2 separate regions of the Homo sapiens genome follow, and region 1 is linked to region 2. Evidence: chromatin loops called from intact Hi-C (ENCODE). Cell type or tissue: CD4-positive, alpha-beta T cell. All regions are shown on one strand.

The links. Peaks named below come from ENCODE experiments on the same cell type or tissue, not always from the same donor. Only the 100,000 strongest peaks of a DNase experiment are listed, where the experiment ranks them.
Region 1: a loop joins it to region 2, with 9 times the contacts of the local background. A loop is called at or near these places in 6 of 110 quality-filtered maps.

The regions. Positions count from the first base shown.
Region 1 is chr3:128,922,613-128,925,112 of GRCh38, forward strand. The region is part of intron 12 of CFAP92 (cilia and flagella associated protein 92 (putative)); the gene reads right to left. Among named protein-coding and RNA genes, the nearest start is that of ACAD9, 44 kb to the left of the region's middle. In CD4-positive, alpha-beta T cell, a CTCF peak has its summit at 1,130; DNase peaks (open chromatin) are centred at 709 and 1,179; H3K4me3 peaks cover 887 bases.
Region 2 is chr3:128,679,716-128,682,215 of GRCh38, forward strand. No RefSeq gene overlaps it. Among named protein-coding and RNA genes, the nearest start is that of RPN1, 30 kb to the left of the region's middle. RefSeq lists enhancers at 805-1,497, 972-1,101, 1,212-1,381 and a silencer at 1,442-1,661. In CD4-positive, alpha-beta T cell, CTCF peaks have their summits at 1,187 (motif pointing right) and 1,386 (motif pointing right); a DNase peak (open chromatin) is centred at 1,186; H3K4me3 peaks cover 1,591 bases; H3K27ac peaks cover 1,881 bases.

The sequences.
Region 1 (2,500 bases), 240 kb after region 2:
TTTAAATCAATGGCCCCAACACTGGCCCAAACAAAAGACTTCCATGGGTATCACTGGCATAGGGCCTGCTTCAGAAGTTTTTCAAAGTTCCTTGATTTTACCATGTCACGGGCCAGATGGCCAGGAAGGAACAATTCAACCTATTATTACACCTATTCCTATCAATTTATGAGGTAGAGACTTATTGCAACAATGGAGTGCCCACCAAACATCTGAAGATCTATCATGAGCCACAGCATCTAGTGGACCCACCTGTATGGTGCAAATTTAAGGTTTAAGGATTGCTTTTTTGCTATACTGTTGCACAAGAAGGATAAGCTTCGATTTGCTCTCTGTGCCTTCTGTTAGAAGGGGCCTGCTTCTCATTATCAGTGGAAAGTTTTACCCCATGGTAATTAACCAAAGAGGCAGAAGCTGAGTTACAGCTTGTAGAACAAATGCTTCACCAATGGTATGCCTCCCAGCTACAGCCACAAAAGTTTTTGCTTCTGTTTCGCTAGATTTACTAACGTGGGGTTGAGGGTATGCTTGTGTTTTTGCAGGAGATGAACAAGCCGTGTGGGTGCCCTCAAGATGTGTACGACCATGGAACAGGAGACTGGAGGGACCCAACCATGGAGGGGGTTCCCCCAGTACGAGCCATGGGCCAGTTGAATCTGAATGCGAAGATGGAATGAGGACCGACTGGAGTCACGCTGACATCAACCCCCATAACATGGGGGCAGATCAAGAAAACCACACAGGAAGCTGAGAAACTGCTGCAGCGCCAGGGTTTTACCTTTTGCAGGAACTCAGGGGCACAACAGATGCTTAATGGACCAATGCTTTCTGACTGAGCTCCTCTCTACCCTGAATACAAGAGACCCTAATAGGCAGGAATATCATCGCCCCTGTTCAGCATGAAGAAGTTGCAGAAGATGGACCTTCATCCTTCTGCAGCCCTTAGGATTAAAGGTCCTTTTGTAAAAGGGAAGGGGGAAATATGTAAGAAGCATTCAAACCAGAGCGACTACATTTTGAATAAGGGCTAAGACAAATGAAGCTGGATCACCAACTGGCAATTAAGGGCTGAACAGCCTGCAATTGCCTTGCTCAATTAATTTAAAAACAGAAAGACCTTTTGGATTCAAAGTTGTGTTCGGCCACCTTTTATGCTAGCAATAGGAAATGTTACTCTTAAATGCCATCTGGAGGGCAAAGATGAAAATCTCACCCTTGATATTGTAAAACTAAAAGAGAAGGTTTTTGAAGCCTCTCAGGCTCACTTAGCCCTGCTCCCTGGAACTGATATTTTGAACAAGACAGCCAATGGGTTGTCCACAATCAATCCTCTTAAATGGATTAAGGCCATTGGAAGCTCTATACTTGGCAGATTTTGTTCTAATAATTATGTGTTTGTGCTGTCTCCTTTTAGTCTGCAGATGCGGAAGCCACCTCGGGAGAGACAGCTGCCGTCGAGAACAAGCTATGATAGCTGTGGCGGTTTTACAAAAAAGAAAAGGGGGCATGTTGGGGAAAAGCTGAGTGTTGGGAAAAAAGCTGAGGCAGGACTTGCATGTCTGATATAATGTAAAAGAGTCTTGGAACATGTCTGGGGTCCAGGGTCCAAAACCCCTCATGGCCTTTGGAACACCAAGCTCTGTGCCAAAGGGTGGAAGGCTGCCCTGCTGCACCACAATCTAAGCCCAGGGCACAAAACCCCTCATGGCTTGGATGGAATCCAGGGCTCAGGGCATAAAACCCCTTGCGGCCTCTGGAATGTGTCTAGACTTGCTGGCTCCTTCCTTCTAGCACTCCCAGGCTCATAGAACGATTGTATCTTTTTTTTTTTTTTTTTTTTTTTTTTTTTGAGACAGAGTTTCGCTCTTGTTGCCCAGGCTGGAGTGCAATGGCGCGATCTTGGCTCACTGCAACCTCCATCCCCTGGGTTCATGTGATTCTCCTGCCTCAGCCTCCCAAGTAGCTGGGATTACAGTCATGTACCACCACGTCCGGCTCATTTTGTATTTTTTTTAGCACAGATGGGGTTTCTCCATGTTGGTCAGGCTAGTCCCGAACTCCCAACCTCAGGTGATCTGCCTGCCTCAGCCTCCCAAAGTGCTGGGATTATAGGCGTGAGCCACCACGCCCGACCGATTGTATCTTAAACTAGAAGAACATGTTTCCCATTATCTCAAGTAGCAGAACATGTTCCACATGCTTCAAAGAAAATGCTAAACTGTCACAGCTATAGATCATGTGCTGATACACTGCTTTCTTTCAACCCCCACATCCTCACCACCTGCTTCTTTGTTTGATCACCAATAAATAGTGCAGGCTTCCAGAACTTGGGACCTTCACAGCCTCCATACTAGCACTGGCCCCCTAGTCCCACTTTATGCACTCTTAACTTGTTTTGTCTCATTCCTTTGACTCCGCTGGACTTTGTGGCCCCCACAGCCTGGTGTTGGGTCTGATCACCCCAACATACAGCAGGGGATAAGATTAGTGATTTAGCAAA
Region 2 (2,500 bases):
CTACACACATGCACCTGTGACTGTAAAGACTACGTGACTGTTGCTACTACATTATTATTATTATTAACAGAGGACACTATTAAGAATCCAGCATTGTAATCTGAATACTCATTTTAATCCTTCCAACGATCCCCCAGATCGTTGTCTCATTTCACGAAAGAAAAGGAGCCTCTAATCCCATCCCTACCAGGGTTTGGCAAAGTGGGCAAGTGAGAGGCTCAACCATGAGCTTCAGTTCCTCCTCTGTAAATGGTAACAATGGCACTGTCACAAAGAGGACCAAGTGAGACCACAGGAGGCCCGTGTGTGTGCGTGTGTGTGTGTATGTGCCAGAGACAGAAAGAGAGAGAGAGACAAAGTTTCACTCTTGCTGCCCAGGCTGGAGTGCAATGGTGCAATCTCAGCTCACCGCAACCTCCACCTCCTGGGTTCAAGCAATTCTCCTGCCTCAGCCTCCTGAGTAGCTGGGATTACAGGCATGCGCCATCATGCCCAGCTAATTTTGTATTTTTAGTAGAGATGGGTGAGTTCTCCATGTTGATGAAGCTGGTCTCGAACTCCCGACCTCAGATGATCCGCCTGCCTCGGCCTCCCAAAGTACTGGGATTACAGGTGTAAGCCACCCAGCCCGGGCTTTTTTTTGGGGGGGGACGAGTGTCCCTCTGTTGCACAGGCTGGAGTGAAGTGGCACGATCTCGGCTCACTGCAACCTCTGCCTCCTGGGTTCAAGCAATTCTCCTGCCTCAGGCTTCCAAGTAGCTGGGACTACAGACGCCACCACGCTGGCTAATTTTTGTATTTTTAGTAGAGACGGGGTTTCGCCATGTTGGCCAGGCTGGTCTCGAACCCCTGACCTCGTGGTCCGCCCGCCTCGGCCTCCCAAAGTGCTGGGATTACATGCTTGAGCCACCCCGCCGGCCGGCCGTTCTTAAACGCACGACTACTTCCCTAGCTTTCCAGCACCAAATCCAGCGGCCCCACCCGGCCACGCCCCCACGCCAGGCCATGACCCCCATATGGCTCACTGCGCAAGCTCACACCCAGTCCCAGGAAGCGAGCCCCACGTCGCCCCAGCTCTGCATTCACAGCCGCCAAGCGGTCCCGGAAGCCGAATGCCGGATAGGTCAAAGACAGCGCCGCTGCTCCGGCACTGCCGCCAGAGGGCGCGGAGTCGCCGTGTTGGCCTGCACCTCCCTTGTCACGTCAGCCGAACGGCTACGGCAATGGAGGATTTTGCCGTATGCGACGACAGGATGACTGCTTCCCCTGAAGCTTCACCAAACACGGAGAGGCTTTCCTGTCCCTGGGAGACGCGGTGATGTGACGCAGCGGTTGCAGCGAAGGTTTCTTGTAAAAGATGGCCGCTGCGGAGTTGCTAGGTGTCTCCTGGCAGGCGGCGGCCGCACCACAAGATGGCGGCCCGCCCCAGGGTCCCACACGCGGGGCTGCGGAGGCGGCGGCCCCGAGGGTCCCCGCCCCTTGCTGGCCCTGTCCCCGCGTGCGGGGCTGCGACCTGCCTTTGTGTGCGGGTGGAAGTGCGGGCCGCCTTGGGGCCGAGTTGCAACTTCGCGACACTCCACTGGAGTGCGATGAGACGATGAGATGTTACCTCCTAACACTTCGGGAGGTGGGCAGCATGGCAATTCCTAGTAACCTCAACGCGATTCACTCAGACTTCCTTTTTCCCATCCTGAGCCGCAAAACCAGGAACTGGTGAAATAAATCAGGCCATCTTTCAGAGGAATGGCCTGCCACCGTTAAAAAGAGCAAAGCTGCAGTTTATGTACTAATGTGGAACCAGCTCTGAGATAAATTAAGTGAAAGAAAGCAAAGCACAGGAAAATGTGTATAGATATGCCTTTGTGTTTTTAAACAAGAAGACCCACATAAATGAAGATATGAATGTGTAAGCATAGTATAGCGGTAATGGTAATAGCGATCGCCCAGCCTAAGGAAGGGAATGGAGAGATACGGAACAAGGATGGGAGGAGACAGTTTTCATCTAAGACCGTTGGGTTTTCTGAGCTTTGTACCATGGACAGGTGTTAATTTTAAATTTTTTGTAAATATTTAAATTATGGCTTAAAGACAAGTTCTTTTGTAAGGGTATAAGGGCAGACTAGCACATAGAAAAAAAAAGACTTTTTTAACCTGGAACCAAGACATTTGATAAACATTCATGAAACTCAATTTTCAAGGATAAAAATTTCAAGGTCAATACTGTAGTACTTACAGCAAAGAATGCCAATCATTGTGACAGCCTGAGCCCTCTTGAAAGCTAGTTTTTGTTGGCGGGGGGTCAGAAAATTTGGCCTGGGAAGCAGGAGGCACTCGACCTATTTGCTGATGCTGAATGCCTTTCTACTGTAAGCATACATAGTCTCAATGGCTTCTTCTGATTTTGGTATATCTTAGGCTTTTCGGGTTAATATCGAAAACAGTGGCAACATTGAGAGTTTGAGCCAAGTTCTGCCTTAGAATCATCCAGAAAGGTGTTTCC